Regions from separate parts of the Homo sapiens genome. Here region 2 is linked to region 1. The links are chromatin contacts, found by POLR2A ChIA-PET in ENCODE. All regions are on one chromosome and are shown on one strand. The core of a region is the stretch at or near the end of the contact, and the rest is flanking DNA. Distances in the headings are between cores, read along the strand shown. Region 1 overlaps MAST4 (microtubule associated serine/threonine kinase family member 4). Region 2 has its middle 22 kb from the start of CD180.

What was found. ChIA-PET counts read pairs that join two places held with the same protein, here RNA polymerase II (POLR2A).
Region 2: POLR2A ChIA-PET joins it to region 1 with 15 read pairs in activated CD4-positive, alpha-beta T cell. The contact joins two enhancer-like sites. POLR2A ChIA-PET finds 5 or more read pairs at or near these places in 2 of 52 experiments (activated CD4-positive, alpha-beta T cell and common myeloid progenitor, CD34-positive).

Annotation. Positions count from the first base shown.
Region 1 is chr5:66,887,952-66,895,289 of GRCh38, forward strand. All of the region lies in intron 3 of MAST4 (microtubule associated serine/threonine kinase family member 4), which reads left to right. Among named protein-coding and RNA genes, the nearest start is that of MAST4-AS1, 110 kb to the right of the region's middle. Within about 2 kb of position 3,765, at least 6 of the 41 ENCODE cell types and tissues checked have a DNase peak (open chromatin) inside an H3K27ac peak, as active enhancers do.
Region 2 is chr5:67,171,060-67,178,397 of GRCh38, forward strand. No RefSeq gene overlaps it. Among named protein-coding and RNA genes, the nearest start is that of CD180, 22 kb to the right of the region's middle. Within about 2 kb of position 6,017, at least 2 of the 41 ENCODE cell types and tissues checked have a DNase peak (open chromatin) inside an H3K27ac peak, as active enhancers do.

The DNA of each region.
Region 1 (7,338 bases), core at 2,515-5,014:
TAATCCCAGCACTTTGGGAGGCCGAGGCGGGCAGATCACAAGGTCAGGAGATCGAGACCATCCTGGCTAACATGGTGAAACCCCGTCTCTACTAAAAAAAAAAATAAAAATAAAATAGTACATTGGAGAAAATACTTTAAAAAAACTGTACCCTGTAACAAATAGAATCTTTACTTATTAAGTGATATATATCTTCTATAAGCTAATTGTTTATTCTGTGACCTCTTTACAATAAATTTCGGTACCATTAGAGGCTTAAGTTTACATTATTGATTATTTGAATATGTGTGTCATTAATCTTCCATCGTGCTCATACATTTTATATGTATATTTTAAGTGTTGTTTTTGCATTTAGATGGAGAGGAATGGCCAGAAGAAAGTAGACTTGTGGGTATTAGCTTCATATAGCAGTTCAAGAGGTCCCTTGAGCTGATTTGCCAGTAAATTTCTACACTAAAATAGGCTTTCAGAATAGGGACTGCTAGATAAACCACAAGGTGTCTGTAGTAAATAAAAATGATTAATCTCAGCAGAGTAAATTCAGTATCACTTTTCAAATAGTCTCATCCAATTCTGTCTCCTGGTTCTATAAAAAGCCTTTTTCTTTTGGTATTAAGGTTGTCTGTAATTTTAATAGAACACTTGAATTATTATCTGATTTTAAAAAATTGGTTCATAAAAGAATATTGATTCTTCAAATTAGGGGCAGTTGAAATGTACATTTATTAGCAAACTCGTCCCCTGATGGGTCCTGGAAAGCCCTGTCAAGAAAACTCATCTTAAATCTATGTGAGAGACACAATTCTTAATGATTGGCTGTGGATTGGACAGTGAGGTTGGTGTGGAAATGCAAGTGAACTGAAAAGTGAAAGTAGAAATCTGTTAAGCAGGGTTCTTTCTAGTTGCTGAGTTTTTATTCCACATCATTGATATTCACTTCTTTCCCAGGGCATTTTCCTGGATAATGAGAAGACTCTAAAATCAAATAAAGCTTTTGAACATTGAAGATGTTTGCCACTGTTCCGTTGAAGAATCCTATAGATTTATAGTGATTCTAAAAGGTGTCTTATATCCACTATATTAACTAGCTTTTTAGAAGCTTATGAACATTGTAGCTTTTATTGATTCTAGGGAATTGGACCCAACAATAAGCAATAAAAGTCGATGGTAACTTTCTTCCCATATAGGGTTGTGCAGATCAATACTTCGAATTTACTGTAATTTGCTGGTAATGGATGGAAGAACTGAAAAAATTGTGGAGCCTTGTGGGGCACAGCTGTGCGGTGTTGCCTTTTTATCTAAGCTCACTGTAGGTCACAGGCTTTCCCAAGTAACAAGAAACATAGTTAAGTGGCAGGGCTGATACGCATATTTATCAAGAGCCTTCATAAATCATTCTAGGAAAAAAAGGAAATCACAAAAGTTGTCCACAATGACTTTAATTTTATAGAGATCCTGAAGGATCTCTAAATTTGCACTATCCTAAAGGCAATTAAAATTCTAAATATGTAGCTAGCATTGGTGTTTGATCTCCTTCTGCTAAAGTAATTTTCTTACTGATTAATAGCAGGGTGTGTGATTTCACTGAAGTCTAATTTGCTTCGAATTTTCAAATGTATTCACAGCCCTTTGCCCAGGTTCAGTATTTAGAGGTGGAGAAGATGTGTGGGTCACATACCCTTGCTCTTTTATTGAGTCGGTGCTGTCTCTTTACCGTAGCTCTGTAGTTGTGCCCTAGATTCCTTCTTCTAATTCAAGCAGTGCACTTAAATAGTCATAGCTAACACGAAGGGTGCTCTTAGGTTTGGGAGCTGTGCCACATGCAGGACATGTGTTAGCATTAATCTTCTCAACACCCCATAAGATAAGCTGTATTATTTTCATTTTGTAATTTTGGAAATTGAATCTTAGGGAAGTTAAAGTTTATGAAGGATGCTTCCTGGCATTGGCTTGGATTAGAATATGGGTATGTCTGAATCCTGATCCTATTTGTTTAATCACTATGAAACATACAATTGACTTAAATAAGGATTGTTTTAAGCTATGAGTTCAATTGATCTAATATGAGTTTTATATTTTAGCTTCTTTTTTTTATGAAGGACTGTGCCTTCTCTAATTTGATCAAAACTAGTTTCTTTAATTTTAAAAACGACGCAGAAACTTTTGCTTGAAAGAGAGAGTTCTTTTGTTCTTTGAGAACAAAGTGAGCACACAAAGTACAATATGACTGTGGGCTGGAAGCTATTAACCTTGATATAATAAATGCACTTCAGTTAGTATATAATAAACAATAAACTAGAGCTGTTATTCATGTAACTGTTGGCTACTACTCAGCAAAACCCTGCAGAGAAGCATGTAAACTTTGACTTAGGAGACATATTCCTCCTAGGTCATACTGACTTGAAAGACAATATGTGTACAAATGTCTGATTCTCAAGCTCGATTTTGACATCAAGGGTATAATGTGTTAGGAAGCATCAAAACCCATAATAATTGACTAGAAAGGAAGCTTGTTTCATTTGTCCGTTTACTTGAGGTTAGCTGATTATTTGACTTGTTACGCTTCTTCTGCTTTAAAAGGTCTGTGTTAAAAGTAACATATTCACAGGGCTTTGGTTCACATAAAATCAGAGTCTCTAAAAAGTGTGAAATTTGCTTAGAAAGAGTTGCCAAGATCTGTGTTGTGTCTCTCCTAAGAGTAATTGACAGTGTGTTACCAACTATGAATGCAGCCTGATAGCCTACAGGAGGGGTCTGTGGTGCAAAAGTATCAAGTCATTACTTGGTGATGAAAAATAATTAACATACTCTGGACTTGGGCAGATGTGGATTCAAAGACAAGCTAAGCCTTCTACCAGCTCTATGACCTTGTGTGAGTTACTTAGCCTGTGTGTGCCTCAGTTCTCTCATCTCTAAAATGAGAATAATAGTGAAGTTTAAATAAGATAATGTATGTCACTGTGCAGTAAATGTGAGATGCCATTATTAAGGTAGTGAAGGTAGATGAGCTTAGTAAAGAAAGACAGTTCCCACTATTTGTGTAAAAAATTTAAAGTGGAAAAGGTGGTTGTCATGAATGATGTTTAACTTTTCATCTAAGCAAAATCTGGGATTTTATTTTACAGTTTGTCTCATATTCCTGCTCATCAGGGACTCGCTGGTGTAACTTAAATCGTTTGCCATCTTTTCATCCACTTTCAGATTTGCATTTTGCTTAACTTCCGAAAGGCCCTCAGTGCTTTTAGACAGTCTTTTCTCCTCATCTCTGAATGGTACCCTGTCCTGAGCTCCACCACAACTATTCTAAATCAGCCCAGGAGTTAAGCATTTCCTCTCAACTCCTGTGGATCCTGTACACACATTTCTCTCCTGACTCTGCCCCTCCTCCTCCTCCTCACTGCCTCTTCCTTGTTCCTGGCCCTCAGCCATGCTTCCTGGATAATTAAAGAAGTGTCCTAACTTCTCTCCCATGTTGCCCTCCCAGAGCCATGTGACACCCTAATGCCAGAGTAATCTTTTTTAACATGTTGATTAGGCCATCTTATTCCCCTCTTTAAAATGTTCCATGAGCTCACCATTCCCTATAAGATAAAGGCAGCCACTTCCAAAACCCTTCTATGATGTGGCCCTGTCCCTGCCTCCATACTCCTGTCCTGCTGATTTTTCCTTCCTGATCTCTGTTCCAGCCATGTTGTTTCCTGAGTGTGTTCTGTTTCACTCCACCCTACCTGACTACGTCTGTTCTCTCTTCTGGAATTCCCCTTTCTCACCTACTCCCAAGGCTGCCAGGCTAATTCCCAGACATTGCAAAAGAAAGACCAGGCTCAAGTATTGTGTCACTTAGGAATTTTTGAATTGCAAAGACTAGAAAACACAAGTTAAACTGGTTTAAACAATAAAGAGACTCGATTGGCTCATGTACCAGAGAAGTCCAAATACACGCAAGGGTAGATGTATTGTTTCAGAGATTTCACCCAAGACCCAGGTTCTACCAGGCTTTCTTGTCTGCTACCTGTGACACCTATTCTTGTGGCTGCCATTAGTTTTGTAGGTTTAATGCTACTTCTTTCTCGTTAGCTCTCTCGGACAAGGGAGGAAGTTCTTTCCCAGAAGCCCTGAGCAAACATCATTTTGCATCTTATGCATCATTATGCATCATTTTGCATTTGCTCAGGTTGAGTCACATGTCATCTTTAAACCAATTACTTTGATGAAAGCAGTGAGTTTTGTCATTAGTTTAATTGGAGCTTATCCTTGAGATTGAAGGTAGTATCAGTTCCACTGTATTTTGTTAGCATGAATAACAAGAAACATTGGGGAAGAAACAGTCCTGACCCTCCTCAGAGAAACTGATCACCCTCCTCCCTTTTGTATTACTGCATACTTTGAAAAGACCTCTATTCCAGGCCTTTTCACACTGTATTTTACAGTGAGTAAAGTCCTTTCTCCCCAGTGTCTGGCACAGCACCAGCCATATCCACCTTTACTAAAAAGTATGTGATTGAATAAAGGAAACCCATTTTGTTGGCTTTAATCCCCACATGTGCCCTTGCCTTTGCCCTTGGTAGAAGACTTTTGCCTTCTGTATTACTGAAATTACAGAACTTCAAGTGAATTGCTTCAGTTTTACTTTGCTTATCTTTGAAAAGTGCCTGTTTTCACCTGTTCCTTTCTTCCTCGTTAGGGGAAAGAGTGCCCTCTTTATTATCAGTACCAGCCCTCCCTGCTCGTGTATTTATTCAAACCTCTCCTTTCAGTTGCTCACATCACCACTGTCTCCCACTCTCTGACATTGCCGTGGTGGAGTATAGGGGAAAAAATTGGAACTGGATGACATAGGTTCATTTGATTCCACTATCTCATGGCTTTGCAACTCTGGTCAATTGCTGATCTCCTCTGGGCTTTCCATGGGAAGACTTGTGTGTCCTGTCCAGGCAGCCAGCTGATTTTGTGATGAAGCTTATAGACGCAGTTTATGATAAAATCTTAATAAACCACACTAGACAGTCATATCATGACTCGGAGACTTTGTCTGTATAAAGGGCTTATGAGAACTGATACCACAGTCTTGTTCATTTAGCTTTATGGCAGAAAAAGCCAACTTGGAAAGAAAGGAATAAGGTAGCTAATTTCTTTATTTTTCAAAGAAAGTGAGTGTTGTGGTTTTGATCAAATAAAATTTACATATAAACCCAGCAAGCATTTTGTTTTAGCCTTTTGTGGTTTATTTTGTTTTTGTTTTGTTTTGTTTTGTTTTTGATGTTGTTTTTTTAAGACAGAGTCTTGCTCTTTAGCCCAGGCTGGAGTGCTGTGGTGCCATCTTGGCTCACTGCAACCTCCGCCTTCTGGGTTCAAGCGATTCTCCTGCCTCAGCCTCCTGAGTAGCTGGGACCACAGGCACGTGCCACCACGCCCAGCTAATTTTTTTTTTTGTGTGTGTGTGTGTGTCTTTTTTTTGGTAGAGACGGGTTTCACCGTTTTGGCCAGGCTGGTCTCGAACTCCTGACCTCAAGTGATCCACACGTCTCGGCCTCCCAAAATCCTGAGAGATTATAGGCATGAGCCACTGTGCCTGGCTGGTTTATTTTGCTTAACTTGACTAGCACAAATAAATATATGAAAGTGCATTATGATTATAGATACAAAAAGAAAATTAAATAAAATCTGTAAAAAGAGAAAGATAATTTAGGATTCTCCATCCATCTCACATTTCCCACAAGGATTTTACTGTTATTTTACAGGCTGTGTGGTTTGACTGTTCAGGCATTTCTATAGGGATCTCCCTACTGGTTTTCCAGCTTGACTACTGTCTTCATTTAGGAAAGCATGTATTTATGAGCAACTTACTGGATTTTTCAATTGTTGTTAGAATGTAGACCATTTTTGCCTTCTGATGATTTACAGCCAAGCCCTGTGTAAGATCTGGTTCTATGGTATGAACTTTTTTGTCCTCTGCTTCTGCCTTTACAAGTGACTCTCAGAAATGCAGACCAGAAAAATGGCACCCAAAGCGTTTCTTTAGGAGATCCTATCCCTGGATGAGCCTGTACACCCAGCTAATTTTAAGCTTTGTCAAGTAGTGAGAACTCCATTTTGAGTACCTTTCCTTGCCTCACACTGCTTCCCACTTGCAAAGGAAATATCTAAAAACCTGAAACTTTACCTCTGTAATGACAGCCTAGAAAATTAATATTCCCTAAAGAGGAAAACAATCCAAAGGCAAATGGTTTATGCAAACCAATAGTCCTTAGGGGGACTTAAAAGTGCCAACCTCTAATAAACAACATACACAAACCACTTTCTCTCTAGATCTCTAGGGGTGGGGCTCAGGCGTTAGTATTTTTAAAAACTCCCTGGGTGACATTAATGTGTTGCCAGGCTTCAGAATCACTGCTTGAGCTGAATTATCTCATTCCTTTTTATTTTCTCTCCTCTGTTAGCATTTACACATTCAAGTAATACTGCATAATCTTGCACCTGGTGATAACTCTTTTGTTTTATATGCGTGTATGTATGTTGCCCCAGCTAGCTTTTAAATGTGTTTTGTTTTTCCTCATGTATCCCTAAAAGCACCTGATATACTGCCTTACACATCTTGGCTTCTTTGAACTCTTTTCCTAAATTAATTGTTAGTGCAGAGTACTTGCAGTAACTCAGTCATAGGATGAGGCCACCAATGACTAATGAAAGAAAGATGATGATGGGGAAGTGCATGAACTTGAAATTCATTGGTGTCAGGAAAATGGTGAGGGAATGGTGTGTACTGGACATTGCCACTCTGTTTCTATGTGGGGTTTGGGAGTGGTGGTGCAGAAGGCAAGTTGCTCAACTTCCAAATTCCCTTTGTTTTTTGGAGGAACTCCCAAAGTGTGGATCTTGGTAGACTTGGCCCTACCTCCCACTATACTAGTGAGGGAGCCAATATTCCTTTTTCCTGCCCACTTGGAAGCTGGGGCAGAGACCCAGGTGTGATCATGTAACCCTCACAGGACACCTGTGAGGAGAGATGAAGTGAAGGTATGTGGGGGCAGTTAGAGATTCTTCCTGGAGGCTGAGCTCCCACTCAGTGTTCAGCTGCAGAGGTGTCCTAACTGGGCTGTTCCCTGGGTGTGGTCATACTTTCTGGGTTTGATTTTTTGGTTCCTGCCCACTTTCTGACGTCGTCTGCCCAACCATCCTATTGCCTTCAGGGGTGCGAGTAGCCATCCATACATTGATTGTTTACTTGTCAGTCTCATTCAATTTCTGTTGCTTTCAAGAACCCCAGCTGCTGGGTATAGCAACAGGTCAGTTAAAAGTGTATAGCACAATCCTCCCTTCTTCTTTATTTTAAATGGC
Region 2 (7,338 bases), core at 4,767-7,266, 290 kb after region 1:
TGCTTTAAACCTTTAAGTAGCACCCATATTCTTCGGGTAAAGGCCAGTTCCTTAAATGTATCCTTACCCTAGATAACTCCAGCTCAGCATGTGTGCTGGACTCAGACATCTGGAGGAAGCCTTTTGGAAAGGCCTGGACCGACCTGTGGACTGTCTTTGCTTCACTGTGTATCTGCCTCATGGCACTCACTGCGTTATTTTGGAGTTACCTTTCTACATGTGTATCTTCTTTGCTAGACTTCAAGCTCCCTGGTTCTCTGTCTTGTTTTTTACTTCTAGGACAAAGCACATCGGAGACATCAATAAGTATTTGCTGATATGGTTAGGCTTTGTGTCTCCACCCAAATTTCCTCTTAAATTGTAACCCCCATAATTCCCACGTGTCAAGGGAGAGACGAGGTGGAGTAACTGAATCATGGGGGCAGTTTCCCTCATGCTGTTCTCATGAGAACTGATGGTTTTATAAGGGGCTCTTCCCCACCCTTCGCTCAGCACTTCTTTCTGCCGCTGTGTGAAGAAGGTGGCTTGCTTCCCCTTTGCCTTCTGCCATGATTGTCAATTTCCTGAGGCCTCCCCAGCCATGCTGAACTACGAGTCAATTAAACCTCTTTCCTTTATACATTACCCAGTCTTGAGCAGTTCTTTATAGCAGTGTGAGAACGGACTAATACATTTGCTGGACCGAATTGAACAAGAAAGGAAGTATTAGTAGTCGCTACTGTTTGTAGCACATTTACTAGAAGCCAAGTAACACACTAAATACTTTATTTCCATCTTCTTATTTAATCTCCGTGCCATTTGAACTATACGTTGCTTCATTTTATAAATTAGGAAGCCAAAACTTGGAAAGAGGTTAAGTGACTAACCCTCGTGATTGGCAGGACTGAGGCTTGAACTCAAGCGATCTGACTGGACAGCCCATACATTTAACCTCTACCATTAGACGAGACCTTCTTCCTCCCACACACTATTCTACTACAATATAAATTGCAAGATGAAATGGGACAGAATCATGACAGTGTTTTTCACTGCCTGCGTGATGTAGTTTTCCCTGCTTAGAGGAACCCACTCTGCTAAGATTCACAGTTTTTAAAAGTAAGTATGGAAATGGTCATTTTAATGGGACTTGGTATCATGCTATGCAGAAAAGTCGGTCTTCACCATAAAAGAAAAAACCCACAAAGGATATTAAGTACACACATCACAGAGCCAATAATGGCCATAGCAAGAGCTATTAAGTGAACAACCAGTTTAGAGCGAATACATAAAAGAAACTTTAAATGAAAAGCAAGAGATTGAAGTTTTAAAGGTATTTACCTTGAGCTCGACCAGGTAAAACTAATGAGGTCATTAAAGGGCAAACAATTAGACATGCTCTTGTGGGTCTGTCCAGTCTGGGGCACAATTTCTTGTACTGTATTTTCAGCATCCACGTAGTGTTATCTTATTTGGGATTTTAAAAAATTGAAATGTAGCTAAATATGTGTTTGGGTGTATAATATTTCCCTAATAAACTGAGGGCTACCTCTTTTAAGCCCAAGGCATTTTTTTAAAGAGACATGGGTTGCCCATGCTGGCCTCAAACCCCTGGGCTCAAGGGATCCTCTCTGCTCAGCCTCTCGAGTACCTGGGACTACAAGGGTGCCCAGCTCTTCAAGGCATTATTTTTCCTTCTTTATAACAATGTAAGCACAATGTGATGCAGCCTACAAAAATTACAAGTTCTCGTAAATTTGTTTCAGTTCATTGTAGATTCTGTATATTAGCCCTTTGTCAGATGAGTAGGTTGCGAAAATTTTCTCCCATTTTGTAGGTTGCCTGTTCACTGACGGTAGTTTCTTTTGCTGTGCAGAAACTCTTTAGTTTAATTAGATCCCATTTGTCAATTTTGGCTTTTGTTGCCATTGCTTTTGGTGTTTTAGACATGAAGTCCTTGCCCATGCCTGTGTCCTGAATGGTAATGCCAAAACAAACAACCCCATCAAAAAGTGGGCGAAGGACATGAACAGACACATCTCAAAAGAAGACATTTATGCAGCCAAAAGACACATGAAAAAATGCTCACCATCACTGGCCATCAGAGAAATGCAAATCAAAACCACAATGAGATACCATCTCACACCCGTTAGAATGGCAATCATTAAAAAGTCAGGAAACAACAGGTGCTGGAGAGGATGTGGAGAAATAGGAACACTTTTACACTGTTGGTGGGACTGTAAACTAGTTCAACCATTGTGGAAGTCAGTGTGGCGATTCCTCAGGGATCTAGAACTAGAAATACCATTTGACCCAGCCATCCCATTACTGGGTATATACCCAAAGGACTATAAATCATGCTGCTATAAAGACACATGCACACGTATGTTTATTGTGGCATTATTCACAATAGCAAAGACTTGGAACCAACCCAAATGCCCAACAATGATAGACTGGATTAAGAAAATGTGGCATATATACACCATGGAATACTATGCAGCCATAAAAAAGGATGAGTTCATGTCCTTTGTAGGGACATGGATGAAATTGGAAATCATCATTCTCAGTAAACTATCGCAAGAACAAAAAACCAAACACCACATATTCTCACTGATAGGTGGGAATTGAACAATGAGAACACATGGACACAGGAAGGGGAACATCACACTCTGGGGCCTGTTGTGGGGTAGGGGGAGGGGGGAGGGATAGCATTGGGAGATATACCTAATGCTAGATGACGAGTTAGTGGGTGCAGCGCACCAGCATGGCACATGTATACATATGTAACTAACCTGCACATTGTGCACATGTACCCTAAAACTTTAATAATAAAAAAAAAATTACAAGTTCTGCCTTTTGGAGGTGGCATGATGTGGGGACATGGGGCAAGACTATCAAGAGGACCAGAGAATTCATGAACTAGAGATAGGAATTAAAGTAGGGAGAAATCACTTCTAAAAATAGTACTAACCCTCCCACAGGGGGCAATGGCAGCTTCCCTTGGCTGTTGAGCACTGAACTGCCAAGCATTTACAAGAAGAAAAGGGGTTGGCTTGAAGACTTCAGGTGAGGCAGCACATCTCAGCTCTAACATGCACATGATTCATGTGGGATCTTGCTAATTCTGGTTCAGAAGGCCTATGATAGCGCAGAAAATTCTAACAAGCTCTTCTCAAATGACTCAGATGCTGCCTGCCTGTTGACCACATGAATGCCCTGCCTGGCCACACCAGGGAGTTAGAATCTCTGAAGATTGGGCCTAGGCATCTATAATTAAAAAATAATAAAATAACTTCCACAGGTGATTCTAATGTGCATGCAAGGTTGAAAAGCAAAAACAAATTTCCCAGGTAGAGGATGATACTTGACTCATTCTACCTCAACATGAAATCATCATGAACAGAACTTGAAGACATTTCCCATATAACTGCTGGTCCAGTTGAGCCCTAAGGACCCTTTCCACTCAAAGTGTGGTCCTCAGACCAGCAACATCTGCATCACCTGGGAGTGTGTTAGGAATGCAGAATCTCAGTCCCCTGACCCCCTGCCTTCCCCATCCCTGGACCTGCTGATTTTCTGCATTTCCATGATAGCCAAGTAATTTGCTTGCCCTTCAAAATTTGAGAAGCATTGTTATCACTACTCCCCAAGCTTCCTAGAAGATGAGAATTACTTGGAATATTTGTTAAAAATACAAGTTTCTAGACCTCATCGCTGATCCACTCACGCAAAAATCTCTAGGACAAGGCCTGAGAAACTGGGTTTATAATCAGTGGACATGAGGGGCAGGTGATTCTTATCTGGGAGGCATGGGCAATAGTAATATAAGAGTATATTTACCATCCGTGCTCAAATTTGTCTCCAGCTAAAGTCTACTACGATGATTATTGGTGTTTTTTAAGCCCTTGGGCATAGAAAACTCAAAAACCATTGAAACCATCAGGAAGACAGCAACCTAAACACTTATTGTCCACCTACTGTGTGTATGTGTGTGTGTATACATATATACCTACTCAGTACTAAGCATGTGTGTATACACGCACACATGTATGTGCTTAGTACTGAGCAAGAAGCTTTTCATCTGCCCTCTGACTTAAACATCAACACAATTCTCAAACCCGGTGGTGCCATTCCCATTTTATAGATGAGAAATCAGGCCCAGCCAGGCTATGTCGTTTGCTTAACATACACCCTGGAAAGAGAGCTTGGATTAGAATCTGAATTTTTCTGGTTCTGAAGCGCTTGACCTTTCTCAGTATTACCAGGTGTCATGTAATTGAATTCAGATTCAGGCCCCTCTCTGAATAATCTAAGCTATCTTATTTCCTCTTTGCATGTAGAAAAATCATATGGTGCTAAATTATGAATTTGATGATTGGTGGGAAACCGTTAAGTGAAGGAAGCTAATCGTTCTCTGTAATAGGGCCTCTTTATCAGTTCTAATTAATCAGTAGACAATTTCTCATCTAGCATTTTCGGTTCACAACACAAATGTAACATGAAAACGTGTAGCTATAGTAACTACAGAAATTTGCTTCCTTCATTCTAGGCCAGGCTTTAAGAAAATCTATGGTAGGGCAGTTCTCTAAATTTCATTTCCCTCCTGCCAGGATGTTTTTATTCCTCAAAGCAATCATTTTGTGTTATTCCTCTCTTTCTCTACCCCCTACATGTCTCATATATCTAGAAAATTTGGAAATGACCAAGGCTTTGCCAAACCTTGGTTTGATTACGTTTTGTATGCTGAAAGCCAATCAGCCTGACCCATGATGAAGTTCTCTGGCAGTTGAGACACCTCAGACCCTGCACTGGAGTCATTAGCACTATTCCTTATAGGAAAACACTCAGCAACATCTCACTGATTTCTGTGACCCAGCATTTCAAAAGACAAGATCACTATCTCTTACAACATCACTGGCTGATGTTGGGGCTGTCAATTCCAATACTTGTAGGCAGGCAAGCACTTGAAAAAGGGGATGGGTCCCAAGAGTGAAGTTCTCTGTACACTCTGTGACATGCCAGTTTAGTATGTCCAGACATGGGAAAAAGATCTGTTGCATATGGTTACAGGTTATCACCCCACACAGCTTGACGAAATGTCTATTGCTCTTGTAAAGCTGAAAGCCTCTAACAAATAGTCATCTGCCATTTCATTAAGCGCTGCCAGGAGATGGCTGTCAACATCTGGGAAAGGAAGAATGAAAAGATGTTTGCAAGGCCTGCAGCAAGCATGTTGCAGCTACAAAGTCTGCATATGTCAGGCTGGCATCACCATATCCTCCAGCCTTAACCTGTCTAAATAAAAATCATTTGCCTTAAAGTTCTGTCCTTTTGGAATACGTATGCTGTGTTAAACAGTGCTGTACTGAAGTAATTTTCCTGAGTTGGAGACATATCTACTCCTGTTGGGGCTGGAGGCAGTTCTGTGGACACCCCATGTAATGCATGTCCTACTGCCCCATTCAAATGGGGATCCTTAGAACAGCTATGGCTCCCTCTGTTCCCTCAAAGCTTGGGCTTTACCATTTGCATTTGAAAACACAAAGACTTAGAAAAACACTGCCTCCTTTTCAGTACCTGTACATTCTCACAACCGATGATCTCTGTTTTTTATCTTTTTAAAAGCAAAAGTCTTCCTTAAAAAATAATTCCTTTTTCTCCTTATTGCCCAGACCTGGTCATTGAAGCCATGTTGGAAATATAGATGAGAAGAAAGTATTTGAATCCCTGAAATCCTACCAGCCACTCTGTTTCTTTAACTTATAGGTATTTTTTTGTTTTGCTGAATAATGAATTAACAGTGGGCATGCTCTTTAGCCCACTCTTCTGCTCTTCCACTTGTGTCACCAAAACACCAGGGGTTTGGTCTAGGTCCTGCTGCTCACTGCACAAAAAGCAAACCACTGAGATGACAGGTGTCACCAAGGAAGAAGGCTTTAATTGAGTGATGCAGCAGAGCAGAAGAAAGCTCAGTCTCAAATCCATCTCCCTGACCAACTAAAACCAAGGGTTTATATAGCACACAAAAAAATGTAACAATGTGTAAGAAAACAGGAACTTGGGAGGGGCAAGGAAGCAATCATAGTGAATGAGGGGTGGGGCATCTGGTGTGGCAATCTGGTTTCAGTTCTTTGATACTTTTTGTGAGAGGCCTGAAGGTCATTTCCTGAGAAAGGAACTCAGATAAAACAGATATGTTTCAAGCTTTTACAGCAGAAGGGTCCATATTTATGTTTATCCAAAAGCAACTGTCTATGAAACTCTTGGGCCAGTGTCACTTGAATATTAAAACAAATATATTTCAATGTTTATAAGCAAACTTCTGCAATATGTATAATGGCTGCATGGTGTCTCATTATACCTTTGAGCCATACCACTTTATTTCCTGTGGTATGCCTTTCTTTCAATAAATGTGTTTCCTTTCTTTCAATAAATCTGTTAGAGAGCCTCAGGTGCAGACCATGGAGGCCATCTTACTCTTCTGTTCCTGGCACATCAACCTTGGCCTATTCTAAGGTTCATTTAATTATCCCAACAGCCCCTTCCATTCTCCACCACCACCCCATAAGCAATTATGTTAATGGTTTATCTTTTTGCTTTTGTTCCTGCAAAATGTATGTATCATTGTTTTCATGCATGCTTGTTTAAGTTACATGGATGACCATGTTAACATATTATTTTATTGGCTGGGTACAGTGGCTCACGCCTGTAATCCCAACAATTTGGGAGGATGAAGTGGGTAGATTACGAGGTCAAGAGATCAAGACCATCCTGGCCAACATGGTGAAACCCCATCTCTACTAAAAATACAAAAATTAGCTGGGCATGGTGGTGTATGCCTATACTCCCAGCTACTTGGGAGGCTGAGGCAGGAGAATCGCTTGAACCTGGGAGGCAGAGGTTGCAGTGAGCCAAGATGGTGGCACTGAACTACAGCTGGGCGACAGAGTGAGACTCTCAAAAAAAATATATATATATTTTTTATATATACACACACATATATGTACACACACATATATACACATATATAAATACACACATACATATATATATATAATTTTGTTTTTTCACATTAAGTTCTATATGTTTATGATTCAGCTACGTTGCTATGGCTGCATCTAATACACTGCTTCTAACTACTGTCTAGTGCTTCCTGTCTTGAGCATCTTCCCCATTTTACTCACCTACTTCCTAGTGCAGAACACTCAAATTGCTGTGAACTTTCCCCTCCACAAATAATGCTGCAATGAATCACTTTGTGGACATATGATGCTTTCTTGGGAAAAAAACCCAGAGCAGTTTGTGGATAATACATTTAATTTGATTAATTGTTGCCAGATGGTCCTAGAATGGCTGTACCAG